Regions from separate parts of the Mus musculus genome. Here region 2 is linked to region 1. A link is a loop called in an ENCODE intact Hi-C map of the cell type or tissue named here. Cell type or tissue: left cerebral cortex. All regions are shown on one strand. Each heading gives the region's core, and the rest is flanking DNA. Links, peaks and the distances in the headings are about the cores only.

Evidence for each region. Hi-C counts contacts between places; a loop is a spot of excess contacts. Peaks named below come from ENCODE experiments on the same cell type or tissue, not always from the same donor. Only the 100,000 strongest peaks of a DNase experiment are listed, where the experiment ranks them.
Region 2: it touches region 1 in a loop (2.4-fold over the local background); 6 of 42 quality-filtered maps call a loop at or near these places.

Annotation. Positions count from the first base shown.
Region 1 is chr11:113,277,031-113,292,245 of GRCm38, reverse strand. The region is part of intron 7 of Slc39a11 (solute carrier family 39 (metal ion transporter), member 11); the gene reads left to right. Among named protein-coding and RNA genes, the nearest start is that of Gm51927, 24 kb to the left of the region's middle. In left cerebral cortex, for the core only: no CTCF peak of the experiment used is centred there; DNase peaks (open chromatin) are centred at 7,066 and 8,711.
Region 2 is chr11:113,193,234-113,208,448 of GRCm38, reverse strand. 2610035D17Rik (RIKEN cDNA 2610035D17 gene) reads left to right here and starts at 6,611. Exons shown (of 3, transcript NR_015556.2): 1 at 6,611-7,158. 4732490B19Rik (RIKEN cDNA 4732490B19 gene) reads left to right here. Exons shown (of 4, transcript NR_040276.1): 3 at 1,949-2,059; 4 at 3,282-5,134. In left cerebral cortex, for the core only: no CTCF peak of the experiment used is centred there; DNase peaks (open chromatin) are centred at 6,587, 7,393, 8,568 and 11,651; H3K4me3 peaks cover 2,774 bases; H3K27ac peaks cover 1,175 bases.

The DNA of each region.
Region 1 (15,215 bases), core at 3,885-11,884:
TCAGAAGAACCAAGGCTGCAGCTGGAGTTTTCAGTCAATAGGGGTCAGCAGGACTAAGTTCTGAACACCTCAACCCACAAACCTGTGTTCAAATCCCAACTAGTATCTGCAGCCCAGGTCTGGGGGGCAAAGGGCACTCTGGACCCACGTGACCAGGGAGCCCCTGACTCCACCCCCATCCAGCCCCAAATCTTCTCAGAATATTTCCCACAAAACCCTTAGCCCTGGTAGCCAGCCCGGGCCACACAGCTGTGCTTGGGACTTCCCAGTGGAGACTTTGCAGGCAGTTCTGGCAGCCGGGCTGCCTTAGCTGGATCTTGTTGTCCTCAAGGAGACTAAGAAGGCCTGGCCTCTGGGGAGTGAGGCCCACATCCTGCCTGTGAAGATGGGCGCACTCCTAAGAAGGCTTTGGGTTGTGGTGCTAGGCCGGCGCTCTGCCTAGCTCCGATGTCTCCTCAACCTCTTTGTGATAGGACTTCACTGTGCAGCCCTGCCTGGCTCCAAACCCGAGACACTCTTGTCTCTATCGCTCAAGAGTGCTGAAGTCACAGGCTTGTGCCAGCACACCGGCAAGGGTGATTTTAAGAAACAATACAACACCGTAACCCAACAAGATGTGGCCGTGAATATGGCTCAGTCGGTAGAGCCCTAATGCAGCCTGCTCCAAGCCTTGGGTTCGATTCCCAGCATGTCACCAACTGGTCATGGTGGCACATGCAAGGTCTTCCTGAACCTCAGATAAGCCTGAGGCCATGCTGGAATAAATGAGACCCCCGCCTGCCTACAGATAAATGAGGCTGTAAAGAAGGTATATCCATATTGGAAGAGACTACAGTGTGAATGTGGGGGAGGGGGAGGGGCTACCCTGTCCTTCTCCAAGTCCCCAAATCCAGGCTCTAGCCCTGACGTGGTGCATAGCACGTCAGGGTCGGGGGGAGGGGGGCGGCCTCAGCTGTTCCCATGAGCTCCTGGTATACCACATAGGGTGAGAGCCAGGTTTCCAGAAGGAAGGCAGGCAAAGAGGGGCTCACGGAGCCCAGCCTCTGCGCCCTCTGCCCTTCTGCAGGGGCGAGTTCTCCCAGATCTTCTGTATCTGAGCACACGGCCTCTGCAAAGCTCGGGAAGTCAGCTGAGGTGGATGGCTGGGGTGTGTCCAAAGGTCGGGAGTGCAGGATCCAGTGCGGAGCGACGTGCAAGTGCCCTGTTCCAACGGCAAGAAAATGACTTTTCTTCTTCCCTCTGTGGTAGTTCCCTCAGCTTGTGATGCTGTGCACGCGCGCCTGTGGTGTGCATGGTCACTTTAGCTTTTATTCATAGTAAAATATACCTGACAGGACACTCACTTCCACAGTCGTTTTATGTGAGCTACCACCACACGCTGGACGGCTGACATGACCACCCATTTTGAGAACTTGCTGTCTTGTCCAAGCTACACCCTGTGCCCATTTAACACCAGCTCCCCCCTCCTTCCCGGCACCCAAGCTTTCTGCCTTCTCTGTCTACCCAGTCGACTGCCTTAGAGATGCCTGTAAGAATTTGTCCCATTGCATCTGAACCCGTCACTTAGCATAATCTTCCTGAGACTCATTCATAAGGTAGCCCGTGCCGATCTCCTTTCTTTTCAAGGCTGAGTCGTGGTCACCCTCAGAAATGGACCTTATTTTGTTTCTACTTTGTATCTCTATTCACCTGTTAGGGGAAAAACTGGGTCATTTTATTCCCTCAGCCCTTGTGAGCTTTTTTTTTTTTCACACCATTGAAAGGGTGTGGGGTAAACACGTCTCGGAGGCCCTGCTTCCAATTCTTCTCTGTGTAGATTCTAGGAAAAAGGTTCCTAAGTCACTGCGATTTTGATTTAGAGGACTCTGTCAGGGTGTGACATCTTTGCTGTCACACAGAGCAATGTAGAAGGAGGAGACCCTCACAGACTCTCGGAGCCAGAGACCAGGCATGTAGGAGGTGCTCACTTCTGAGTATGGCCCCCATATGGCCGTAGCCACACATCCATCCGTATTGCAGGCCTTGTAGTGGGGAGAGGAGAAAGGAACTGGGAGAAACAGTGAAAGTAAGGAACTACTCTGATTCTGGTGATGCCCCTCATGACTCCAGCCCTGTCACTCCTCAGCCTGGTGGGTGACATGCTGCATGAACCCTGCTCTGAAGCCAGGCAGCAGTACCAGGTGACCTGCTGTAAACTGTATACCCCTGCCTGGCTGGCTCAGCAAGCCACCCTGTGACCACAGTCAGTTCTGCTTTCTGGTGTTCTAGTGCCCTTCCTCTTCCCTGGGCTACGGTTTCCTTACCTGCAAAACAGGACTTGTCAAGAGGAGAAAAAGCAAGAGTCTTGTGTACAGTCCACCAAGGCAAGTGAGACACTCCCAGGAGGGACAGTGTCTGTCCCCATTCCCTATCTGTCTTCCTTTGGTACCTGTGGCTGAGTGTAATCTACCCACCGCCTATAATAGTGGTCGCTGGTCCTGCACCCAAGTTCCCAGACTCCATTGTCTAAGGACTAGGTTGGTTTTGGAAAAATCACCTTCTCTGTCTCAGGTTTTCAGTCAGTATAGAGACACCAACCGCTCCCCAGGCCACAGCGTTGGAGACAGAAGGCAAGTGCATATGAATTCCAAGCTTGGTTCCAGAATGAAAACAGTGTCAAGTCAGGTGATGGCTTGATAGTGGTGGTGCGGTGCTGGGGGGAGGGGGAGTGCTGCCTCTGGTCATGTCCTAAGGTAAGCAAATAGAGCTTAGGGCACAACTAGATAAGGACGAAGGACTGGATGGTAGCAGTTGCCTCCCTGGCCTTGATGGTCTCCATCCTGCTGGGCTTAGGGGATGTGTGTGAAAGGGTTTGCTGTTCAGGTGTAAGGACCAGAGTTTCAGTCCGCAGAACCCACAAAACTCCAGCGGTGGCTCAGTGCTTCTACAGGGCGATAGGAGGCAGAGACAGGGTAAACATTTCTGGAAGCTCAAAAGTACACAGTGCGTACCCATTCACACACATAGGTACACAGTGCACACACTCAGATGCACACATACACACACAGACACACAGTGCACTCATATTCACACACATAGGCACACAGTACACATACTCACGTGCATACTGCATAGGCACACAGCATGCACACATTCTCACACACAGGCACATGGCACATACACATTTACACAGTACATACATATGCATACACACAGGCATGCACACATACACACACGGGCACACAGTGCACACACACAGGCACACAGTGCATACATATTCACATATACACGGATACCCAGTATACACACATGCACACACACAGGCACACAGTGCATACACTCAGATGCACACATACACACACAGACACACAGTGCAAACATATTCACATACATAGGCACACAGTACACACACTCACATGCACACTGCATAGGCACATAGCATGCACATATTCTCTCTCTCTCTCACACACACACAGGCACATGGCATACACACATTCACACAGTACATATATATGCACATACACAGGCACACAATACACACATATTCCATACACACAGACACCCAGTACACACACATGCACACACAGGGGCACATAGTGTACACACTCACATGCACACACACAGGCACACCTGTTGCTCACCGTGTGTCCCGAACTGGCTTCAGACCCAAGCAGTCCTCCTGGCTTAGCCCCTTGAGTGCTGAAGTTATATGTGTGAGCTACTACACCTAGCTCTGTTTTATATTATTATTACATTTTTAAGAGGGTTTGTCAAGTAATTTATGTTAGCCTAGAGTCTGCAATCCTCCTGCCTCCACCTGCAGATGCTGCTATGGCTGGCATATCCCACCATGCTCAGCTCCAGGGTCTATCTCACTCCTCCACCCAGGATCCTCACCTTCCTTCCTGACAGACTGGCCTCTCATCCTCACGTGGTGTGTCACCGAGTCTGTCATCCATCACTGCACCCCTTCCTGCTGCAGATCGTGTCTCAATGTGACCACGGTATTAACTTTCGCGTTCAACGTGTATTTCTATTTTTCTCTCTGCGGTTTAGTAAAATACACAAAAATCTTATCCCTTGACCTTGGACTTTTCAGAAACAAGGAAGTGTTTTAGGGAGGGTCACCTCTAAGGACTCTGGAAAGTTCCTCTCCTTACCTGGTAGTACAGCGGTGGAAAGAACAGCCAGAACCAACTCTCAGAGCTCACAGGGCTGCTATGTACCAGGGCGGGAACTACTGTACCCGGGCAGGTATGACTAGGGAAGGATCCAAGGCCATCTGCAGGTGGTCCTACCACGTTGCCTGTTAGTTTACCTTCTATTAAAAAATCTGATTTTTTTAAAAACAGAAACTCATTAGAAACTTTAAACTATATATACTTTTTTTATTTTGAGATAAAGAATTAATGTAGTTCAGGCTGGCCTTGAATTTACCACTTAGCCAAGGATAGCCTTGAGCCTCTGATCCTCCTGCCTTTATATCCAAGGAGCTGATATCCCAGGCATGAGCCGCCAGACTATTTTATCCAAGGCTCAAGGACAGAGCCCAGGCCTCACAGATACTAACAAGCATTCTGTGAACTGAGTTCATCCCCAGCTCTGACTTCTGATCGTGTTTTGATTTTTTAGCATTCAAGAGTTAGTGAGATCTACCTTTGAGTGAAGAGCTGACGTGACCCAGGATGGCTGACTCCATTCTCCTGCAGCACGTCAGCTCAAATATGTGCTAGGAGAATGGGAGCAGAGATAGAAATACAGAGGCCGGAAGTCCTTGGATCTCTCTCCCGGCCTCTCTCTCTCTCTTAGTCTCTGTCTCTGTCTCTGCCTCTCTCTCTGTCTCTCTGTCTCTGTCTCTCTCTCTCTCTCTCTCTCTCTGTGTGTGTGTGTGTGTGTGTGTGTGTGTGTGTGTGTGTGTGTATGTGTATAAAATACAACCTGCCCAGTCTACAGGATGTTTACTTGTCTGTATGTTTTCAGACCGACCGTTCGGTATTGGATAACCAGTTGGTATGCTCTTCCCTGGGGAAGACTGTTTCTCCCACTCTCCACCTTCCTTAGTGGCCTGTACTTCTCTGTGCAGGGTTAGGGCTCTGTGGGCTTTCTCTGGACCACATTAGCATGTCTATTGGTGTGGTCCTTCTTCAGCTCTGTTTCAGTACAGTCTACATGTAACTTAGTCATGGGGAAACTTCATAAATTAAGCTTCTGACAACCTCACAGCAAACTCCCCAACCTTCTGGCTCTTAGTCTTTCTGCCCCCTCTTCCTGAACTGTAGGTACAAGGATTTGTGTACTAGGTGTATCAGTTAGAACTGGGTCCACAACTCTGCATTTGATTGCGTGTGTTTTCCTATTGTGGTTGGCAGGCCTGATGCATCTTCTCAAATGAACAGCCAGTTTAATTAGAACCAGAGCAAAAATTATCGAAATTATAATAGGAAAAAAAAAAGTCAGATCATGTGGAGTGGGTATCTATTAGGGCCCCCATCAAACAAGAGAGCAGTCATTTCCTAGTGAGGCAAATGAATTTTAAATACTAAGATGGAGTTGGGTGTCTAGAAAGCAGAGCCTGGGGCAACAGAGACAAGCAAGAAAATGCCAGAGAAGCTGTAGGAGGGAAACACAATAACAGGAGAGGCAAGAAAGTAAATCCAAGGCCATCTTTGGCCATGATTTATCAAGAAATCGAGTCTAACTGTCGAATCCTGCATCATTCAGATGTAAGAGCATCTGTGGGAAGATGGAAACGTACAGCAGAAAAGACAAGCTAGTAACTACTCATTCTTCACGTCCCACACTCCACCTCTCCCAGGCCCACTTCCCTCACACTTTTGGGGTACACTTCCCATTATTCCAGGAAGCTGTGTGTGCCACGGAACTGTCCTAGCTCCAGCACCCACTCCCAGGAAGTCAGAGACCATGGCTGACATTAGGAGATGATCCGGTAGGCTGCAGACCAGACTGAGAGATGACCTGATGCTACCCCTGTCCGTAGGACTCCACTAGAGAAACACTAGGGAAATGTGGGTGTGGAGACAGCAGAAGGCATCAGAAGGCTCTCACGATTACAGAGGCCAGGAAGTCCAAATTCAGAGTGTGGGGAGGAACTCAAAACCCAGAGAACTGATGGTTCCCTTCCATTCCAAAGGGTGTTCACCCTGGGGGAGTCCGTTCTCACTTTGGGGGGGTGTCTTTTTGTTCTATTCAGACTTCCTGATGTTGGGATAAGCCTCCCGCCCCCAGATCAGAATAGGCAATCTGCTTTGTATCACCAATTAAAATGTTTGTTGTGGGACTAGCGATGTAGACACTTACCTAGAATGCAGAACCCCTGACACCGGATAAACCCAGTGTGCACACTGCTGTGATCTCAGCACCCAGGAGCTGGAGCAGAAGGATCAGAGGCAAGTTCAAGGCCATCAGTGAGACCCTGCCAGAAAATGCAAAGCAAAGGAAAGCAAAAATGATAAAATTTTTGTTGCCTCTTAAAAAAAAAAAAAAAAAAAAAAAACGGCCTTGTTAGAAACATCTAGAATACTTGACCAAATCTCCGGGAGTTCTGTGGCCCAGTCAGGTTGACACAGAAAAATGAGCCATCACAGGTGAGACCTGGTGGGGGCCACTCAGCTGAAGGACAGAGAATAGCCAGGGTTCAGGGTGCAGGCGGGTTCTGTCCGACTAAGCAGCCAGTTCCCAGGCAGTGGGCTCAGCCAGCAGCCAGCTGCACGGAGGCAGAAGGCGTTTCTGTGTAGTTTCTGTTCCTGCGGAAACTATGCCTGGTTGTCTGTCCGTCTGTCTGTCTGTCTGTCTGTCTGTCTGTCTCCTGCTGACTCGCCTCTCCCTGTTGCGTTCTTGCTTCTTCTAGCTGTGCGTAGTTAGAGGATCGTTTTTGCTTTTGCCATTCTTGAGAAGACTAGACAGAAAGGGGCTTGGCATTTTGCTTGGCACCAATTATCCCGCGCTGTGGATTTTGCCTCCCTGGCCGTTCCGCGATCACTGAGAGTGACTTCATGGGCCTGTAACAGAACAAGTGTGTGTCCCGGTGGGCGTGGGCGTGGGCGTGTCAAGGGGCTCACTGGGGCTTTGTTCTCCTTATAAATGGAAATGATGATGTCTTAAAATGGCTGGAAGACACACACGCTTGCTTGCTCTTTCCCGGTCTTTCTTCCCCTTGAGTGATTCTTTCCACTTCTGACCCACCCCTCGGCACCGCCCACGTGTCCCTGCCCATACATGTGTACCAGTCTCGCTGAGGACAGATCAACATTGTTCCAGCTGAGATCCACACGGCACCCTCACTCATAACAAGGCTTAGATTCTCTTTTTCACAGTCCCTGAAACCCTACCCCTTTTCTCCCCTCCTCCCGGACCCCCCCCCACCCCCCCACCCCCCCCACCCCCCACCCCCGCTTACTGTGCATCTCAGTCTGGATTTACATATTTCCAGGGTTCACCAGCCATCCATAGCTGCCATACTAGGGGAGACATAGATTCGAACCCTCGGCTGCACACTGCAGTCAGCTGGAGAGCTTTCAAAGGCTGAGGCCAGGGCCGGAGAGATCGCTCAGCAGTTAGGAGCTCTCGCTTCCCTTCTAGAGGCATTGGGTTTGATCCCCAGCACTTACATGGTGGGCCACAACCCTCTGTAATTCCAGTTCTGTGGGACCTGATATGCCCTTCTGGCTTCTGTAGGCACTCGGCATACACAAGGTACACAGATATTCAGTATTTATATGCAGGCATGCAGGCAAAACACCCATACACATAATTATTTTCTAAATTCTGATGTCTAGGCCATAGCTCAGGGCCATTCCAAGCTTTTATTATTACATCTTATTTGGGGGTGGGAGCATGTGCTCACAGGCACGTGCATCAGGGTTTGAATGGAGCTCAGAGGACAGCTTGAGAGAGCAGGTTCGCTTCTCTCACTATGTGGGTTCTGGTGTTTGGACTCAGGTCAGGGTTAGCGACAAGCACCTTTACCTCCTGAGCCATCTCAGCTTCCCTGTTTCTATTTTGTTATTTGTTTTGGTTGGTTGGTAGTTTGGGTCGTTTATTTATTTATTTAAACAGTCTTAAGTAGCCCAAGCTGACCTCCAATTCTCCCAATGATAGAGAATTATCATGGGCCTAATCCTGTCTCCATTGGGATTAGAGGCATACAACACTGTACCTAGTTTCTAGGTTGCTAAAGGTTGGGCCCAGGGCTCCCTGGATAGTAGGAAAGCACTTTACCGACTGAGCTACACCCCGATCTCCTCCTGGTTTTAATTTAAAACCTGGCTGAGCTGGGGTCTAGGCTCCTGTAAAGTAGACAGTGTCACAAACCACACTGGTATAAGGTTCTGTCCTGGAGAGGCAACTCCCTCCTCTGTTATGACCAGTCCCGTCTTTCCCTCTGAGACCCACACTGTAAGCAGAAATTAAGCAAGCTTGGGTCACAGGAGGGAGAAAAGCCGGAACAGGGGGTATTAAATTCTGTCTGACAGGCAAGAGGGGACAAGCCAAGCTCCCTTGGCTTCTCCGGGTTTGTTTACCAACAGGCTCAGTAAGTGTTGGCTTTGCTGCTGCCCTGCCCTTTGGGCTGGCAAGACATTTCCCACCCCCTCTGCCAGAGCGTTCTCTGAGAATCGAGAAGCCATTAGGAGCACTTCGTGTTTAGCAGGGTTTGCCCCGGTTCCTCTCCGGGAACTTCTGAAGGGCTCAGAGGCATTTCCACGAGGAGTCAGTCTCCATCCCTGGAGAGAATGAAGGGATCAAGGTGGCAGGCGGCCAGGAACACTGCCACTTTTACACAATCCATCCCTCTTTGCCCTAGACAAGTGAACTCTCCCTCTCCTCAAAACGAAGCCAGCCCAGATGAACCGCAGGGTTTTAAATGCATCCAGGAGTGATTGTTTGTGGGGGGAACTGACTAAACAAGGCGTGAGTGATCCAACCAGTCGGAATGCAAACACAATCACATCTGGGTGCCCTGGGGTCCAGTTATGGCAGCTCTCTCTCTCTCTCTCTCTCTCTCCCTCTCTCTCTCTCTCTCTCTCTCTCACACACACACACACACATACACCTGAGGTGCCATACTTCAGGGGTGGCAGAGGGCTGGCATCCATGCATCTGGAGGGACCAGAAACTTGCTAAGGGTTTCCTGGAGATTGGAAACCAGAGGAAAAAAATATACAGAGGAGTAGGGGATGCTTGCCCTGTCTTTCCTCTTTTTATTTTTTTTTAAACTATGCATATGTGTGTAGGGCAAGGTATGTGCCCATGACTGCAGGTGCCCTAGATACTACACGTGTCAGATGCCCCCCACCCTGGGACTGGACTATCTGGAGTGGATGCTGGGAACAGATTTTGGGCTGTAAATTCTGCAAGAGTAGTGAGTGGTCTTAACTACTGAGCCACCTCTCCAGTCCTTCCTTTATGTTTGGAGGGTGTCAGTTTCAAGTTAATAAAATTGACAACTGACCCAAGAAGATAGTTCTTGCACCATACACACTTAGGAGACGCACCGAGCTCGGTCTCTGCTGCTGGGTCAGGTGGCTGTCTGTCAGTTGTCACTTAAGGCGCCAGCCTTTGTTTGTCAAAACCTCCCAGTAGAGAAGACGAATCGACCCCTGTATCCTTGTCTGTCTAGTCTGTCACCCTTAGTTGCAAATAGCAAGCTAGGTCAGAGGCGCAGTGTATCCACAGAGAGGTCGTGCCGTTCCAGCAAATCCTTTGGGATCCCTGGCTAGGAGATGGCTCAGTGGGTGAAAAACACTTGCTACATACACAGTATGAGGACCCAAGCTCAGCTAGCACCCATGTGAAAAAGCCAAGTTTGGTCATGCGTAGTCCTGCAACTTGAGCACTATGGGGAACAGAGATGGGAGGATAACATCTGCTGGCCACTAGGTTCAGCTCAAGGTTCAGTGAGAGACCCTCTCTTAAGGGAATAAGAAAGAGGACGATAGAAGAGACACCCAGCATCTTCCTCTGGCATGTGTGTGTGTGTGTGTGTATCTCTGTGTATGTATGTGTGTGTGTGTGTCCCATACAATACACATGCCTAATAATAAATTAGCTTAGGAAATGGTGAGCTGCTGTGCCTCCGTGTTTTGTAAACAATATAAATAAAAACGGGAAAGAGGCAAAGCTTGGTAAAGGATGCTGGGCTTGCTGGGAACAGACTGAGGAGACCAAGGCTCAAAGTCCCCGTGTGTGCAGACACACAGATGATCCACGAAGCTCGTGCTAACATCCCACCACCTCCTGCTTGTAAGCCAATGGATGGTGTGTCTGCACACACCGGGACTTTGAGGCACAGCAGCTCACCATTTCCCAAACTAAAAAATGAGAAGTTGTTGATTCACAAAAAGAGTCCAAGGATCCTGGCTTCGGGCGCAGTTTGCTCCAGGGGCTTAACGTACATCTTTGAGCTTCTGCCTATTTTTCTTTCTCAGTTCTGCCTTCATCAGTTTAGGCTTTTATTACCAGGTTCTGTGTCCTGGAGCAGTGGCCTCCCAGGAACAATCCCAGGTTCATGACCAACAAAAATAGGCCCTATGCTTCTGACATTCCAGTGTGATTCATTGTGACCAGAGATGGAACGCCATCACTCTACAGGGCAGGCTCCCTGCAGCCTGGGGCTTAGAGTGGGACCTAAGCTGGATGCATGGACGAAGCTCCTTAACTGCTCTTACGCTCTTAGGGGAGAGACAAAGTCTTCATGGCTGAGACTGTGCATTCCTTTTGGGTAGAATGCAAGAATGTGCAGGAGTGGTGTTGTGTTGTGTGTGTGTGTAAAACACTTGCCACATGCCTGCCTGCCTGCCTCCCTAGAGCCTCCTATCTAGTTCAAGTCCTCATAGGACCCAATGAGAAGCTGCCAGCGAACAGAGTTGACTGTCCAGCACTGGGTGAGCGGAAGTCTTTGCTCTGCCTGTTACTCCTCAGGCCCTTCAGCCTCAGCTTCCCCTCCCCTCTCTCGTCTGCATGACCCAAGGACTGGCAAGTGACTGTCTAGTATGATGTTCTGAACGATGGTCCCTGAAGTCTGACTTCCTGGGTTCAACTCCTGGCTCTGCTGTGGACAGCTGTGTGTTCTTGAACAAGTTCCTGGAATTCTGCAATGCATTTCACAGAATGGCAGCTGCATATGTATCTTATGAACATGATATGAATATGTGAGTTAATCTATACAGAGTGCTTGGCACTATATCTGCCAACTGATATTTGGTTATCCTAAGAGGCCATGACACAGGGTCTGCTGTTTAGTGATCGTCAGGCAGACTGATGAACTTCCAAGGCTCCTCTGAAGACACGCCAAGGAGGAGCTAGCTAAGCTGTCCCTGCAGTTACTCAGGGACTCTGAAAACCTTGGCTTGAACTTGCTTAGCAAAAATATCTATTAGCTCTCCACAGTTACTTATGGACTGAATCTGTCTGAACTTTGGCCTTAAAAGAATCACCTAAGTTCATCAGGAAAATTGGGGGCAACGGCTGGGGCAAAGGTTCAGGAAGAGAGGTGTTGGTCAGACACGCAAGATGACCAGAGTTCCAGCTTTTAGAACTCACAGAGTGGCATCTTCTTGTCATCCTGGAGGAGGAGGGGGAGGGGGGGGGAAGATAGTCAGATTCCCGGGGCTCACTAGTCAACCAATCTAGCTGAACTGGTACATTCCAGGTATCAGTGAGATGTCTCAGAATACAAGATGGAAGGCTCCCTGAAGAAAAATGCCCGAGGTTAACCTTTGGCATCTACACATACATGTGTACACACACACACACACACACACACACACACGTGTACACACACACACACACACACACACACACAATCAAACAAGGTGGGGAGCCTTTGTTTATGTTTTATGAGCCCTGGAGGACACCATTCCCCTGAGGCAGGGAGGCCGACACTCAGACGTGCGTCTTTGCTTGCCTTCTGCTTTTGCTGTCATGGCCCCTCCCCATCTGCCCCTCCTCAGGACTACTGTAAATAAAGTCCCATCAGCTTTGTAGGGCCACTTGGCCACCAGGCTTTCTAGTCAGAACTAGAGTCTTGAGGGATTTCACAATGTTACGTGGCTCTCTTGATGCCTCTGTCCCTTTTGACCCAGGTTCTCAGTAAGAACAACAGACTTTGTGGGGGTCTCTTCCCTCCCTCATGGTTTGGAAAGGAGCCACTCGAGATGGAAAGCACCTAGTGTTTCAGGAAAGGCCTCTTATGGAAATCTCCGTGGGAGGAAGGAGTGGTCAGAACCGTCCACAGCTTCTCTCGGCTCTGCTGTCTGGAGACAGGGCAGTAATGGGGTTTAAGGGCTTCGGTGGCCATGAAGTCTTCCTCGCTCATTCCAGACCCCCACATGCACAAGCAGATAGAACCCATTCTTCACCCTCCTTGGAAAAGAGGGGGCCTTGGGGAAATGTGAACAAATGTCTACCCACCCAAAGACAGGGCACCACCAGCAGACCAAAGGAACATTTCTACCAAGTCCAGTTTGGCCACCCCGTGAAGTACTGGGTTTACTTACTAGAATGTGGGTGACCTGCCCCCAGACAGCTGCGTCCCTAGAAAGTCTTGCCCCAACATGGATGGCAAGTTCCTTACACCTATATAGATGGCACCCCTCCTTTCGGTCACCTTTCCAGGTGCTCTATGACATCCCCCAAGACCATGTGCTACTAAGTGGGATTATATCAGCCAGGGGGGAGGCCTGAAGGGCAGTGACTTAATCTCAAGTAAGGGTCTGATGACCTCCCCGCCCCTTCCTTCTGTGAGGGCCGAGGCTTATGGTGGACCTTCTGTGGCCAGTCCCCTCTGTCCTGATTGGGACAGCAATGACACTCTTGCTCTGAGGACCACACTCCCCAACAGCCCATCCCACTCTCTCGCAGGAGCACTGACTCCACCTAGAGATGCTTCGTCTTCAGGAAGAATAATCCCGTCACGGAGGGTGTCTTGTGTAGTGTAGGACACTCGGCAACGTCCTCAGCACCTGCCCTCACTACGTGCCACAAGTTTTGAAGGCCTTCGACGTATCAGGAGCAAAAAGGGGAAAAACAAAACAAAACAAGGCCCAGTTGGTTTAAACGCAGTGGAACAGAGCTGAGGCAGCACACTAAGTTTCGTGAGCGCGAAGGCCGTCGATTTACTCGGGAGCATAAGCTTGGGTGGAAATCAGTGTGTTTTTAACCCGTGTCGCTCGCCCTCTTCTGGAAGAGCTCCGACTGGCCCAGGGCTTCCTACTCAGCACCCGTACCTCTCCAGCCCCGCCAAGCTATTCCTTGTGTCTCTCCACAGTGCACGGGGAACCCGCTTCTGAAGTCCAGCAAGCTGCCACTTGGACTTCCTTCTCTTTAAGAGAAATTCCAGCTCTTTAAGTCTCCTGGAAGGCATTGTGGGTAATGCCCCACATCTGCACGAACTGAATCCCTTCCAGGGATTTCCAAACTCTGCCTCTAGGATGGACTGTGGAAGTGGCCCCCCAGGGTGTCAGAGCCTTGACCTTGGCTGAGCTGTGGGTTCTGTAGGAGGCCATATGTCCTGGTCCCACCTCCCTGCCTGCTGCTCACCAAGGCTCCTTTGTATCCCCCTTCCATTCCCCCAGGGCCTGAGGGCCCCAGGGGCAGGGCTGTGACATCTATTCTTGCTTTCCCTCCTAGCAGCTCCCATCTCTGTGTGACAGAGATGTACAGAAACAACCAAATAATTGGAGATGCTTGTCATTGTGTATGGGTGAATGTTCCAATGTCCCCGCGGCCAGTTTTGTTGGTCTTATGGATTTTTCTTGTCGTTTGGCGGTGTATTGATGAATGCTCTAGCATATGGCAGGGGCCAAGGCAAACCTGTCCCCATTTTGGCAGCTACCCCAGAACTCTAGAGAGTGGCTGACGGGATAAATCCAGGCTAGGCTAGGGTAGGTCTTCCCTACAAACACGGGCAGAGTCTAGCATGATTTCAGTCCCTTCCAGATAAACCATACTCTCCCAGATGCCTTCTCCACAGAGGAAGCCCCATCCAGCTCCCCACACCCTGTCAGCTATGCTGGCCCTACCCGAGGGCCAGGAGAACATGGGGCACAAGTGCATAGTGGCTCAGTGGGACAGTGAGAAGAAGGTTCCAAACCCATGCCTTTTATTTCTTTGGGGTTTGATGCTTTTGTTTGTTTGTTTGTTTGATTGATTGATTTTTTATATCCAGATGCTTCTGACGTTCCAAGTGTTGGAACTGCAGGCATGGACCACCAGGTCTGGCAGACCCCATGGTCCCCTAGCTAAAACCATATGGTGTTACCAGATCCAGTATAACCCATTGTCTCTTAACTAAAACCATATTGAATTCATCATCCTCTTCCTCCTTGAGCAGAACAATTAAAAATATATATATATAGAGAGAGAGAGAGGAGTCTATAATGTCAGATCTCATATTGTCATCACACGATGCCAGCAACTGTTCAGCCAAGCCGCATCTTTCCCCGTTTTCTTATTACAGAGATTTGTAAGCACACACCAAACCCCAAGACCCTGTAATGAACTCAGCGTGTGGCGTGCAACACCCAGCTACCAGAGGCATCCAACTTAGCCACAGGAAAAGCCCGGTCAGGGCTTCGAGTCACCATTTTGGAAATTGCGAGATTGTTTCCTTTCTGCATCGTTTAGGGAAACAAACCCAACATGTTACAGTTCTATCCCACTTCCTTTCCCAGAAAACGCTTGGGTTTTTTCGGCCTCCCTTTCTTCTGAAAAAGCTGCCCCCAAATTTCAGCCTTTGCCTGTGTAAACACAGACTTAGAGGCGTGGAGGGGAGCCCCCGCCTCCAGGAGGGGGTTTTATCTGTGATTATCTTATCAGGATAACACTAAACCAGCCCCTGGTAGTACAAGGCTGCTACTCTTTGCTCTTGCTTCTGTTCCCAACCACCAGTTCAGTTTATAAATCCGCCGTCCAAGGCGGAAAACAATTTGAAAGGCAACATTGTTTCTGGACAAGGCTGTGATTGTGACAAAGAGATTGTGTGGCTTTCTTCTACTAATAAATCCCCCTGCTGGGTTTCTGGCTCGCTGGAAGGGTTGGCAGAAGGATGACAGGGCATGTTAAACTTTCTGGATGCCTCGGAGGAGCCTACATAGAGAAGGCATTCAGCACTGGAGGACATTTCCAGAGACCCTTCGGTCATGGGGTTGGTAGGCTGTGTTTTGAAGGAAATGTACAAGAGCATATGTCCCTATGATAGCATTTCTGGGTGGGGAATG
Region 2 (15,215 bases), core at 4,432-12,431, 84 kb after region 1:
ATCATCTGGGTAGGGCCTCCTTAGGCATGGCCATATTTTATTTAGTTCATCTGTAAAATAAAGAAGGCGTGAATCACCCCCCCACGCCCCCCCCCCCCCCCCCCCCCCGTCCTTCATCCTCTTGGATCGGCATCCCGGGTGCCAGATGAAGTATTTTCAAGAGAAAATGGAAGTCTCAGGGACATGACTGCCACACTCCCAGATGAGAAGTTGGTCTTCTGCTTTCTCTAGCGTTACGTGCCACCTCAGGTACGCACTTCCTCTCCTAACCTTCCTACGCCCACATCACATCCTTTTACCAAATGCCCTATCTTCCTTTAGAGACAAAGGCTGGCCGGCCCTGGAAACCTTCTCTTACCAGATAACTCACTCGTGTCCCCAAGTCGGATGCGGGCGACTGTCTATGTGCACCTGCCAGGGCTAGTCTCATGCCACCAGCTTTGTAACTTATCTCTTCCTGGGAGAAGCCTCTCTAAGCCCGAGCTTCTTTTCCCACTGTGTGGTGGTTTGAAGAGGAAGTGTCCCTTGTAGGTTTGGGCCCATGAATGGAGCAGGCCTCCAGTTTATCCTCTGGTTCATGTTTGTGGCTGAAGATATGATCGCTCAGCATCCTGTCTCAGTCTCCTGTTGCTATGACTCCATTATAGGCTCTCCCTCTGGAACTATCAGCCCAAATAAACTCTTTCTGCCTTAGTCTTGGTACTTTATCACAGCAAAGTAAATAACGCATACTTATAAATCAGGCTTACATCATCTTTTCCTGTTCTTATTGAACTGCATAATTATTTAATTTGGTCATTCACCTATGTATCCTGACTCCCACACAAAGAAAGAGAACATATTTGTCTTTGCCATGATATCCACGGTGATGTGCATAGTTTCAAAGTACTTGGCAGGGCCAGGTAGATGTTTGTTGAGTGAATGCATGATCACCACCATTTCTGCTTTTCACACAGAAAGCTACTCATTCCCATTTTTCACACAATCTCAGAAAATACAACTTTATCCTCCACAATTCTACAAACCACCAAAAAAAAAAAAATTATCTGCTACAATGATTCTGGCACATAGACACTGGCTAGCAACCTCTACCAGTTTGGACAGTTTGCTGTGATGGCTGGCTTTGGGGTGGAAGTTTGTGGACAAGGCATCTGGAGATCCTGTACAACTTGGGCGATGAGTGAGATTGTCTACTTCCAAAGCACCATTTATCTGTTCTTTCATTCTTAGCTATGTAGTCTTGTCTTTCAAGTTAAACCAGAATAATGTTGACTAAATCTCTTGAGGGGGATTTTCAAACGCAAGCAAAGCTATGGTATTTAAGTACACTTAGCATCCATTGAAGGAGCTGTGAATGCAACATCGGCCTACGTCAATGGTCAAAGACAGAGCATTCTGAGAGTCCAACGAACACAACAATGACTATTTTGAGAAGAGAGTCAGTGCTAGGTAGAGTCCTGACAGAAAGGGCTGTATCACAAGAGCCTGAAGGACAAGTCTGATGAAGTCTGAAGAATATTCCTAAAGAGACCAGCATCATGGGAATGACAATAAAGAGCTGCTAAGAGGAGAAATGGCCAATTCAGGTCTAATTTGAGAAAAAAAAAAGTGTAGTCTTGAAGAAGAGACTATTCTCAGGACAGCAGGAGAGAGTGGGCCAAAAAACCGAGCCTTTACACATATATAAATGCTTAGTAAAGACTTTGGAAGAACTTCTGAGATTTCTGGGGTCCGTGATTGAGAACTGAACACGTAAAATGGCGGGAAGAGGCTAGAGAGCGCTGTGTCACGTGGTGTGATATCCGGGGTCTGAAGATCCCCTCACAGGACCACGGCTATAAATGGTGGGGCTGGGCCCATTTGAAACTTGCTAGCTCAGGGATACTTGCCTGAATCATAGTGTCCCTCGCTACCCCCCCCCCCAATTCTTTCTGCATCTGTTTTTCAGCTATTTGAATCTCTGCACCATACAAGCAAAACCCAGCAATTGACTTCCGAAGACCCCGCCCTCTCGCCCTGCTCACCTGCCAGGAAGCTTAGCATGCGCCTTTCTCCTTGTGTAAGCCTCCCTTTGATCTCTCTCTTTCTTCTTTTTTTTTCCCTTTCATTTTTCAGACACCAGTGCCAAATTCATCTGCATATTCTAACCAGCCAATATTCATATCCTGAGAGATCTGAGAGATTCGTACGTGTGGCATCAGGCCAGCCGCAGATGCTGTTGCTTTCCCTCCGTGACAACACATTTTTGAATGCTCTGCCTCATTTGCCGGGCAGGGCAGGAAGGTTCTCTGGGACATGCAGAAAGAACGCTGCAGGGAGAGATGGGGGGCTCCACTTGGTTAAGGCAAATACTCTGTCAAGGAGTTTTGACTTGCAAAAGGTTTTGATTAGAACTATATATGTATTTATGCCTACTTGCAAAGTTAAAATAAATAAAACCCCATTCGCATCAGTAGATGCAGATTCTGATACCCAGGGTTCAGTGAATTGATATCTTCCTTCTCTCAGCTCCCCTCCCCTCCTCTCTGTGCCCTCCCCCACTCTCTTTCCTTACTCCTCCTCATTCCTCTATCCCTTTTCCTTCCATTCTCTTCCCTCTCCTTTCCCATCTCTCCTCACCCCTTCCCACCTTCCCCTTCCTGCATGCTAGCTTGCTCACATTCTCTCCCTCTTCCCTCCTCCTCTTTGTCCTCCTCCTCTTCCTCCATGCCCCTCCCTCTTTCTCTACATAGTATTAGTGATTGAACCCAGAGCCAGGCACACACCCCATCACTGAGTGATACGCCCAGCTCTCTTGGTTTTTCATTTCTAATATGGCATTTTACCGTTGCCCAGGCTGGTCTTGAACTCACTCTTTTGTCCATATTGGCCTTGAACCTGTGATCTTTATGTCCTCAGCCTCCTAAGTAGCTAGGGCCATAGGCCTAACCACCAGACCTGGCTTGAATTGGTTTCTATATCCCTTTGCCATAATCATATTACTATGTGGTATTTCTGTACATTTTAACACTTTCTTACTTACTAGCACTCTAAGATGGCCAAGACTCTTCCTACATTTTTTTCTGGCCCTTGACCCCAGATTCATCCAGTTCCCCGAGTCTCCCTGGCTGATTATATAGGACAATAGTATTAGAAGCTACTCCTGGGCCTGGTATTTCTTGGTCCTGGGGTGTCTTTGCATTTTATCCTTCATAGTATAGTGAGCAGAGATATGTGTGTGCAGTAACCCATGTGATTGTGTGTGTGTGTGTCTTTATATCCATATCTATCTGTTTCCTTAGCTAATCAGGAGTTCCTACTGAACATGGACTTCACTCTGCTCCTCCACATTCCTCGTACAGAATACTGGCTAACGCTGTTAAAAATAAAATTGTAAATACCGAGGAGTGGAAGGAAAAGTGAGAGCAGAAGATCCAGCAGCTATGGAAACCCACCCCAGGCTCGGGTACCATCATGAGAAGACAGCGGTCCTTCCCTGCCATGGCTACATGGCTCTCTACTTTAAGAGAGATCTCCTGGAGAAACTGGGCAGAGGTCCTCTCTCTGGGACTCTGCGCTGCAGACCTGAGGAGGCCAGTCATCTGCGCTGTTGATCTTCACCTTTGTCCATGTTGTCCTGTAAAGCAGGGGATGGGGCAGCTGTACTGTAGAATGGGATCAGTGCTAAGCTTTCTATGCTGCCACTGGAACCCCATGGGTGTCATTCAGCACCAGAAAGGAGCCAGGAAGCCAGGGCCAACTTTAGAGCTTGCTTAGAGCTTGCGATTTCAGTGGGGGACAGTGCATTAGGGCCTTGGGTAGAAATGTGAAGACTGGGCTTAGGGGAGGCCTAGGCACGGCTTCCATTGCCCCATCTCTAACTCCATGTGGTGATCTGAATGAGAAATGTCCTTTACAGGTCATTGAACACTTGGTCCCCACTGGCGGTGCTGTTTAAGGGAGGTTATGGAAATTTAGGGGCGCAGGCTGGCCGGAGAAAGCACATCACTGAGGGTGGTATTGGGGGGCAGTTCCCAGCATCACCCCCACTTCCTGTTCTTTCTCTCTGCTTCCTGTTTGTGGATGAAATGGTATCAGCCAGTTTCCTACCCCTGCTCCCCCATCTGCTGTGCCAAGCCATTTGTCCCCCATTATGAGGAAGCTATTCCTCTAGAACCAGAGCAGAGCTAAAATAATACTTTTTTCCTTAAGTTGCTTTTGGTCTTGTTTTTTCTTTTCTTTTCTTTTCTTTTTCTTTTTAATCACAGCAACAGAATAGTAACCAATACACCCCATTATTCTTATCTGGGTGAATAGAAATGAGTCCTGTCACTGTGTGTATGCATGTATATATGCATGCATATGCTTATTGCAGGGGTTCTCAGCCTTCCTAACGCTGCATGCGACCCTTTAATACAGCGCCTCGTGTTGTGGTGACTCCTCCCAACCATAGAATTATTTTTGTCGCTACTTCATGATTGTGATTTTGCTACTGTTCTGAATCCTGTTGTAAATATCTGATCTGCAGGATATCAGCTATGTGACCCTTGTGAAAGGGACATTTGGTTTCCCCAAAGGGTCATGACCCATAGGTTGAGAATGGCTTACTTATGGACTCTTTAGACATTCCCTCATTTAAGCCTCTTGAGTCTTGTAACAGGTGCAAGCCCACACCTGGCTTTCTCTTGTCCTATTAAATATGCATACCCTGTCTCAGAATCTAGGATCATCTAGGAGACAGGGCTCTCAGGAATCCTGTGAGAGAGTTCCTTGGTTATGCTAATTGGTATGGGAAGATCCATCTTAGTTGTGGGCAGGACCATTGCCTGGGCAGGGGTCCTCGACTGTCTAACAGGGAGCAGCAGGGTGAATTTACCCCTCTACTCTCTGATTGTGGATGTGGCAGGAACAGCTGCCTAAAGTTCCTGCTGCCTTCCTTTTTCATTACAAGGGACTGTACTTGAAATGTGAAATGTGAGCTAAAAGAAACCCATTCTTTTTTAAGATGCTAAAAAACCAAACCCAACCCCTTTAATATATATATAGTATATATATTATATGTATATAATATATATTACACTGCCATTTCCCATTTTATTTTTATGTGCTCACCCGCCACAAAAAAAAAAAATAGAAAAAATAAAGTGTTAGAACCATAAAAGCGATTGGTTTTGCATTGTCTTTTGCAACTGTGACCACTACCTGCAGTTAGTTCTTCTTTCCGTTATATTTTGGGCTTTCTTGTTCTCTTTTCTTCACGTTATTCTGTGCCCACGTGTACTTGTTTACGTGTATACACAGAGCTTTGGCTAGGTTCCTCATATGAAGCAGATGGCACGGCTTTTTCTTTCTGAGATTATATGACCTTGCTTAATATTATCCACTCTAAGCCCATCCATTTTCCTGCAAAAATTTTGAAATTTCAGTTTTCCCTAAGAGCTGAATAGTATTTCATTTTGTATACATACCAGATTCTCATTATCCATTTATCTGCTGATTGACATCTTGATTGAGGCTGGGTTTTTTGCTGTAGCAAATAAAGCATCAATAAACACCGTGTGTGTGTGTGTGTGTGTGTGTGTGTGTGTGTGTGTGTGTGTATGTGTGTGTGTGTGTGTGTGTGTGTGTGTGTGTATGTGTGTGTGTATGTGTGTGTGTGTATGTGTATGTGTGTGTGTGTATGTGTATGTGTGTGTGTGTGCAAAAAACTCTATGGTAGGATATGGACTTCTCTGGGTATATACCCAGGAGTAAAATTTTGGGTCATATGGGCAGCTCTATTTTCAACTTTTCGAGAAATCTCCCAACTGATCTACCTGAACACTGGCTGAATTAACTCCCCCTCCCACCAACAGTGAGTAAGGGCTACTCCCTCTGCCCAGCTTCTCCAATGTGTCCTGACAGACTTGTCGACAACAGTAATTCTCACTGGGGTGGGACAGATCTCATCAGAGTTTTATTTTGCATTTCCTTTATTATCCATCTGAGTTCCCTTTCCTCTTGGCTTTCCTCTCTCTCTCTCTCTCTCTCTCTCTCTCTCTCTCTCTCTCTCTCTGTCAATTCAGTTCAGCTGCCCGTTTCTTGATTGGCAGTTTTACCTCTTTGGTATTTAATGTCTGCGTTTCTTTGCAAATTCTAGATAGTAACCCCTTGTAGCTGGCACAGATTTCCCCCTTCTGTGGGCTGTCACTTAACTCTACAGGTTCCTTTGCTTTCCACAGCTTTTTGTTTTCATGCAGCCTTGAGTTGATTTATTTACAAGGTGAAAATATGCAATCCAATGTATGACTTTGTCTCCTTTGTCAAAAATTAAGTGGCTGTTTAGTGTCAGTTGCTTTTGACAGTATTTTATCACAGCAACGGAAAAGAAACTAAGGCAACGAGATAACTTCTAGAAGAAGAGATAAATTCCAGAACAGAATGGAATCTCTTCGTTACAAAGTTTGCGAAGGGAGGTAGCTGTGGTGAGTCTACCCTTTGCCAATATTCTCCATGAGCGGAAGGAGTAAGAAGACAAAACTACAACTCCCAGGATACCATTCGGCCAATCGACCACTTTACTCCGCCCTCTGGCCGTGCCCACCCGCAAACCCGTCTCTATAAAAAAGGCTGGAATGGCCCAACGGCTCGCAGAGCTCAGTGGTGGCGCAGAAAGTGTTCACTTCTTCTGTTTCGGGCTGTACGCTGTGGTTCTGCGCCTCCAGGGCTTTGCTGCCTGGCGAGCGTCCTCCCTGTACCACAGGATCCTTGCCCGACTACAAACCCGAGGCTTCTATTAGGATAGTCTGGATTCGCCATAGGGGTTTCTCCTAGCGCGGATTGTGTGTTTGCGTTGGCGATGCTCATAGAAGAAAGGCGCAGAGCTGTACGAGGAGGCGGGATGCACGGGTCAGAGCCCTCGGTGGCCTCCGCCCGCTGCTCTTGGCGCCGGTCCGCTCCTGGAGATAGCGCGGCAGCCGCCTGGGAGGCGAAGCGCGTAATCTCCGCGCTACCCACGCGGGGCCGCGGCGTGGTGGCCGCACTTTGGCTTTGGGCGCTGGATGGACAGTGGGGTAAAGGGTTGGGGTTCCCCTAACGTGGATTACTTGGTGCTTATCAACTGGATTTAGAAGACTCTCGACCTGGTCTCCATCATCCGTGGGTTGTCTTTCCATCTCCCAGCCGCTCTTTCACCTGGAGGTAAGTTTCCCCCCCGCAGTGCGCAGTTGTGGATTTGATTTGCCCTTCTTTAGCCTTGTGTTGGTTTTTGAAGGTTTAAGGATTGACGTCCGGGAAATCATTTTAGCAACCCTCAGGTGGACCCTACTAGCTCAGATCTCTGTAGTCAGCGGCTGTTCTGGGCTCATCGTCCTGTCCTGCGGCATGGATAAGCCATTGGTTACCCCGCGCCAGGACAGAGAGCGCCTGCCTTCTTGGCACTTGCCTTTTGGCAGGGTTGGTCCTTTGGGACCCTTTGCTTTGCTAGCCATGCCTCTCCAGGAAGCTGCCCATTGCACGCAGCGGGCTGCTGAGGCACAGTGTTTGCAAGAGGCCACGGGGGCTGGGTAGCCGTGGGAGCGCTTGGTGGATACTGCATTATTTTCAGGACTGGGCTGCTGTGGAGTTGATGGAGAGATGGGTATTGGCCACCATGTGAGTACAGTTTACCAGGGCAGGAATTTGGTCCAGTGTTTGCACCTACCATCCTCCTCCTCTTGGTGTGACTTTTATGATGAAGAAGACTTTTGCCTTAGGTCTTGAGACATAACTGTAAATCATAGGAGTCAGTACTCAATAATAGGTCTCTCTCCTCCTTGTCCTTTTGTGATTGCGTTGTAGTAGGGAGGTTGGTACCTGTCACGAGGTTGTCTGAGAGTAGGTGTTTGTTGAATGAATGATAGAGCTTCCCCACCCTAAATTACACCAGGTTCCTCTGTTTCCTTTTCCCTCCTGGGCTCTCACCCTTAATTCCAGAACTTTCCCCCTGGTCCTGGTTTCCTGGGGACAATTTCCAGATATGGATTTCTTCTCCCCTCCCCCACCGATCCCTGTCAGCAGTCCTGAGGTGTTCTTTTGGAACGTGTGTGTGTGTGTGTGTGTGGTGGTCCATTTCCCACCCCAGAACTCCCTCCAACAGAGGAAGCTATTCAGCCAGGGACTGGCTTTGGTGAGTGCCCAGGAGCCCTGAGGTCTCAGTCAGCACCTGCGCAAGGAGGGCAGGCTAGGCAGCATAGGAAGAAAAAAAAATGTTTTAAATGAAGTATTATGAGTCTTGACTGTCCTGCAGAAACTGGGGTCCTGCTGCCCCTGGTTCCACCCAGGTGCTTGTGGATGCCCAGGCTGGTTCTGGACGGTTCTCCAGTAAGAAGCGCTGTGTATCTAGCATTGTGGCGACCGGACGCTTTCTGCCAGGTGCACGTTTCTGTAGTTTCTTGTTGTATGGGGACGGGGAGAATGGGTCCTGGAGAGATCGTCTGTGGGTCCTTGGTCAGTGAGACTGGTTTCAAAGGGCCTCTTCTAGGGTCAGGCTGAGGGTGTACAATCCACAGTATTCGTGACTTTGTTTCCTGTTCATGTGCCTCTCCTCCGATCCCCATTTATGACTCTCGTAGCACTACTGAATTCTGCAGCCACCAAGCAAAGGATTGCTACTGTCTACTGTTGGATACTTAGGTATTTCCAAACTTAGCCCCAGCAAGCAAATGCCAAGGCGGGGGAGTCCCTTAGTACCTCAGTATTTCTCTGCACTTGGGAGGACGCATCTCGACTGGTTTCTAGAGATTGTCCTCTTTAAGTCTGTCGATTGAACGTTGGAGAAGCCTTACAAGTGGAAGACATTTCCAAGAGGGTTTAGAGGCGAAGGGCACCACTCATCTCTCACACAGCCTTTCTCTTAGGGAGGGGACACAGAGGCATGGGGCTAAAAACCACGAAAAGTTCACTGAGCCTGCCAGGCCTACCCACTTCCAAAGAGTCGTTCAACACCTCCAACCTCCAGGACCATTGGCTTGACCTTCTCCTGCGAATTATGCTAGCAACTGCTTCAGTGACCCCGCAGGTCTGTGTTTGCTAGGCAGCAGGATTTAAACTACTGCCTTTTCTTTAACATTAACCTTTGAATTGAGCACGGATCTAGATTTATAGGAAAGCGGCAAATACGGCCTCTCCCGTCTCCTTTCCCCAGATTCCCCACATGTTAACATCTGGCTTGCACCATGGTGTATTGATCAGGCCCCCGGGGCACCAACAAGGATCTGACGCTTCTGACCCACGATTCCTATTACCCCATTGGTGTCCCGAGTGGGGCCCGAACTCATCCTGTATGCTACAAAGCCATCTTGTAAAAATGGAGACTGAGGGAGCACAAGAAGTGGGTGGCTTTTGTTCCCAGAAGGCCTGAAATTGAGAGGCCACCTCCATCTCCCATCCATCCCCACTGACCCATCCTGTCTGACAGCTGCTGAACAGGATCAGGACACCCCACCCTCCACCCCCAAGGACCCCATGGGAGGCCCAGACGCCAAATGAAAGAGCCATCTCTCCGTCCCCGACTTCATCGAACTTCCACCAGGCATGTTGTTGAGTGAAAATTGGGTTATTAACCGATCTGTCCCAACACGTTTCTGGAGGCAGGAGATGGATAACATCCGGTGTGCGTGAGAGGAGCCCATGAGCAGCCTGCCCCATGGTTGAGTAGTATGTGGTGCAGTGCTTGCGCAGGTGACTCACGACCCAGGAGTGGCAGGTGTGTCAGGCCCCTGGCGTGCAAACCTCGCTGAGGTCGAATTTCCTGGTCGCAGCTAAAGGGACTGACAGCCTTGCTCTCGCCTCAGAGTGGATTGAGGGAGTTGTGGTTAAGAGAGTCTGTCTTTCTGTAAGAGATTTCCTTTGGGGGCTGGGGAGCCAGCGTGAAGGACTTTGGGAATGAAGGCCTTCACATACAAGATCATGTGTGAGAAGGTTGATTCTTGGCCTGCTGAAGCCCGTGTGTTGTCTCTCCTCAGCAAAGGTCCTACAGTGAGCAAATTCATTTTCTCTTCCTCCAGGAAGCCTCTCTGACTTCCTCGCCCCACACAGCTCCTCCATACGCCTTGTGCAGCGTAGGGCTGCCTGCTTCCGGCATAGCTCTGCTTCTCCAGTGTGGAGTGACTGGTTGCACAGAGCATTGATGACATCTGTATGAGGCTCGGCAGTTGGGAGGTCCCTTCGGTCCCAGGAGAGCATACATCTAGGGTCTGGCTGTTGGACTTGATTTTTCTTTGAGGATCCGGAATGTCCCCACCACCTGTACTATTTGATTGTTTTTGTTTTGTTTTGTTTTGTCTTGGATAGTCTGGGTCTCACTCTGTAGTCCAGGCTGGCCTTGACCTTGAAACAATCCTCCTGCCTCAGCTGCTACACCCTGTCACCCTGTAGTTTGTAGTGGGAGAGATCTCTAGTCTCTGCTCTTCCTCCTGATGCAAGGCATTTCCTGTTCCCAGCCCACAACCTGGAAGGTCATCGCAGGAAGTATTACGGGAGAGGGGCAGGGGCGCAGGATGGGCATGGGGGTGGCTCTCCATCCTTGCTCTTGTCCCTCTCTCTCAGGACTTGACCTTGAACCCCGCCCCCACTAACCCAAGGAACCACAGCTCTTCCTGGATCTACCCAGGTCTGGTTTAGACTGTCCCCAGCCCTCTTCAATATGCCTTCAGACTGTGGCTTGCTTGAGGATGAACGGCCTGGAGACCTTGCTTAGCCACGTCCCCTGCTTGCCCCACCTTAGTTCTGTTTGGATTTGTCTGGGGCTCAGGAGGCAGCAGGGTGGGCTGTGCTTCTCACGTGCTCACGGGGACATTATACAGGAGAAGACAGGGAACAACTGCTTTTTCCTGGCCGCAGACCCCTTTGCTCCACCTCCTCCAGGCAGCCTCTGTGGGCTTCGCTTCTCGTATTCCAGTCTCCTTTGTTCTTGTCATTTGTTGGTATTGTTTTTTTTTTTTTTTTTTTTTTTTTTTTTTCAGAGACTTCTCAAATTTGTGTGTCCTTTGTCCGTAGCGAGACGGTTGTGCCGTGGGCGGGTACATAACAGGAAACTCTTTAGTGTAGGAACACATTAGATCTGCAGTCCGTCTCCCATATGTGCGGCCCTGGAAGCCTGGAAGGTGTCCCCCAACTGGGCTACTTTGCAACAGCGTCCACGCAGACCACTGTGACCTTGGGTTGTGACCATGTCAACAGAAAGGTCTCCATGGAGTCAGTGGGCATCCTCTGTGCCAAATTATCCTTTTAATGTTGGGACAGGTCCTTCCTGCCGTAGCCCAGGCTGGCCTTGAACATACCATCCTCTTGCTTTTGCTTCTTCCCCCGCACCCAGCTAGCAGCCCCGGCTACCGCTGTGGTAGAGCCCGGGGTTCACAAGAGGATGGCATTTCAGTCAGGCTGCTGGTTAAGTGTGCTCTGTTCAGAATCCCTCAAGCTTAGCTTCCTAGACTGAGCTTGTGATGCCTCGGGTGGGGTAGGGGGCTGGAGGGGGTCCCATATGATACTGTTCCTGTTTGATTCTGTAAGGGGGTAGGAGGTTGGGGGGGGGGTCCCATACAATACCATTCCTGTTGGATTCTGTGAAAGTCCCAAAGCCCAGAGGAATCCCGCGACCTGCAAGAATGCTGAGGCGGCAGGTTTCCATCCAAGAATCCTTCCTGCGCCGTGAATCATCACCTCCTCCTCCCTGATCTGGTTTGTTGCTACAGGTTTTCGCACAGAAGTCTCGAATCCAGGTGCCTTAGTGTGTGGTTAGACAGAAGTGGCTGTGTTTGGGGCACCTGGAGTTCTGCAACCCTAGAAATAGATCAAACCCCTCCGCTCTGCGAGCTTACCCGGCCTTCTGAGCTGCTGAGCTCAGAAGATGCTGATCTTTGGTGTCTCTTGCGCATCCATTTCTTTTGCCTAACAAGTGGGCTCCTGGCCTCATTTAAATTGATCAATCTGTTTTCCTTTGCCTTCACTGGACTGGGGAGCCTGGGATGGGAGAACTAACCTAGTCAGCCCTCCAGTTCCAGCGAGCATGCTCTGTGAGCCAACTGTAGACGTAGTTCCAGTCACGCGACTATGGGCTTTCCCCCTGCTTCAGGCTGTAAAGACAGTGCCCACAGGATGCGTCCTTAGACACTTATGCTGTTCCTTTCGTTCCTCTGCCTGTGGCCTCTCGTAAGAAGCCAAGTCAGGAGGGGTTCTGCCTTGCTTTACTTATAGAGACAATGGTGTTGGGGGGTGCTGGCCTTTAGGGGTTTCCTCTGTATTCAGAAGGCGCTCAGAACTGTTAGGTGACTGTCATTGTGTCTGCAGATCTGACTTCTTAACTCATTAAAAAAAATCCATTATTTTATCATAATAAGATATGCAGAAGGTAAGAATTACAGTCTTTGTCTGTTTCTCTGTGTACAGTTGTGGCACTTGGTCTGTGCACTGCTCAGTGGTCACCCAACTTCCGCAGATAGCATTTGCCCTCAGAGAAACTCCATATTGATGGCGCACTAACTCCCCGTTTCCCATCTTCCTGGCCCTGGAAACCCATCTACTATCCTATCTGCGACTTTGACTGATTGCTAGTCACTTTAGCACAATGCCCTCACATTTATCCATGCTGTAGTAACATGTACCCATTGCTTCTCCTTCCTGAGTCCCAATGTCACCTCCTTCTGCCGAGGCCTTCCAGCCACAGTAAATAATGCTGTCACCGTTCTGGGTGTGTAAATATTCGTCTAGGTTCCTGCTTCTAGTCCTTTGGGTCTGCAAACAAAAGTGGAATGACTGGATCATGTTGTGATTTCATGGTTAATTTTTTTTTTTTATTCAAGATCCACCCTGCCTTCCCCTGTAGCTGTACCCTTTTGCCTTGCTAGCCATCGATCACACACACTTTCTAGTCCACACTGTACACCCCTTTCTCTTCCCCTCTCTCCCTCCCTCCCTCCCTCCCTCCCTCCCTCCCTCCCTCCCTCCCTCCCTCTTGTGCTCTGGGGAGCTTGTAGCCTAGAGGAAGCAACCTCTATTAGGAGTTAAATTCCCTCAAAGAACCCAGGGACAGCAGAGTTGCCCTGCAGTTGTCCATCTCTGGATGGCAAGGCTCGGTGGCCTAGTGTACTCGTGAAGTCTTACTATCTGGGCTGCAGTTTTCCTGTGCTCTGGTGCCCATGTCCCATCTGACATTACCCTCAGCCTGGTGATATCAGGCTGTCATCTCACCTGAGGGAGGAAGGCCTTCGGGCACAGATTAGTGCCTCCAAGGCTGTTTACCTAGGCCCAGCAGAATTCACCTGTCGACCTGAACTCCCAACCTGGCAGAGCTGGGGAAGGAAGGTGTTTGGAAAGCGCCTGGTGTGGAGGTGTGGGGACTGGAGGGCTACGCGGAGCATGGTCTCACTGTTTAGGGGCACTCTGGGGTGAGTCCTCTCTTCCTGCTTGTCCCACAGCCTCAAATTTTCACGTAGGAGCGAACCTTGTGCTTCAATGGAAACTTTATACATTTTACTAATGAGCCCTTTCCTGTACAGCTGGGTGGCCTGTGGTTTAGAGCCTGAGCCCTATAGCAAGGTGTCAGATTTGGGGGCAGAGCCGTGGAGAGAGAGCCAGGATCAGGGCTGGGTTCAGGCGATCTCCTTTCTTCTCGTGCTTTCCTGTGCGAGCCCAGAAGGTTCGGCCTGCTCTGGGTTGTGATCAGCTATCCGGTGCCTGCATCCAGTCTCCAGTCGGGACCGGACATTTTCACTGAGTACCTGTTATTAGCCCTGGGGCACAGGCTGTGCTCATATTCGAGCCTCCCAGCTCTCTGTACCTTACCCCCTTGTGGTGAGAGGGAAACGGCTTGTGCCCGAGGATGCTGTTTTTTGCCATTTCAGTTTCTAACATTTTTTCACTTTTAGACTTGGGTGTCAAGAGCTTGCTTGTCCTTAGAGCTATTTGGGGATGGTGGAGGAATCAGGCCACACCTTGGGGTTTACCTCCCGTAGCAAATGACTCCCAGTGACCTCTTCCCAGGGTGAACTCTGCCCCCGACCTCTCCTCTTTGGCCTTTCGACAGATACACTTGTTTGTGTGTTAAATTGATTCTCAGGGGATCTGTGGTTTCTGGCAAGCCCACTTTGGCGTTCAGGTATTCGGCGGTTTAATTAGATTTCTGAGTGGAAACCAGGGATGTGGTTAACCAGAGATCTGAGCTGGTCTTGGTTTCTCGCCCCACCCTGACCACTGGGCTGTTTGGGCCTTTCCAGGGTTGGTTTTTATCTTTATTTAAGTACCTTTCCTGTATCCTGGCCCTCCCTTCTCCTCTTTGTTGTGAGGGAAACTGGTAACACCCCCCATGCACCTCTTTCCAAACCCTTTCTCTAGACCCTTGTCACCCCAGGAACATGTCTTCTTATAGGCAACAGCTTGGGAAAGATATACCTGTAGGCGCCCGTGTGGCTTGCTGGTCACACTGGCCATCTGATGGCATCATTTGAACTTGTAAGACGGACTCAGCCAAGGGGCTTTATCTGCATCACATATTGTGGTTCAATCAATTATTGCTTTCCCAGGTGGCATCAGCTTGACACAAGCTGGAGTTATCACAGAGAAAGGAGCTTCAGGTGAGGAAATGCCTCCATGAGATCCAGTTGTAAGGCATTTTCTCAATTAGTGATCAAGGGTGGAGGCCCATTGTGGGTGGTGCCATCCCTGGGCTGGTGATCCTGGGTTCTATAAGAAAGCAAGCAAAAAAGCTGAGCAAGCCAGGGGAAGCAAGCTAGTAAGTACCATTCCTCCATGGCCTCTGTATCAGCTCCTGCTTCCTGACCTGCTTGAGTTCCAGTCCTGACTTCCTTTGGTGATAAACAGCAATGTGGAAGTGTAAGCTGAATAAACCCTTTCCTCCCCAACTTGCTTCTTGGTCATGAAGTTTGTGCAGGAGTAGAAACCCCAACTCAGACAGCTGCCAATCATCTAGGTTCTAGCAGGAAAAATGGGCCAGTCTCTAGTCTTGCCCAGAGATGACTTCTTTTCATTTCCACGGATCTTCATGGTCTTGGGGCTCTTTGGGGACTATTCCTAGGATTGCCAGCTTTAAAGATGGAGTCATAGCTCAACAGTGTCCTGCCCAGCCAACACCTGCCATTTCTATGACTGGATCTATCTTGCTAGGTCTCTGGGCTCAAGTCTTTGTTCATAAAAGGAGTGTGTTTACCTCGGTAACAGGCTTTTAGTTGCAGGTTTCAGAGAAACTGGCTTGACTCAGCTTA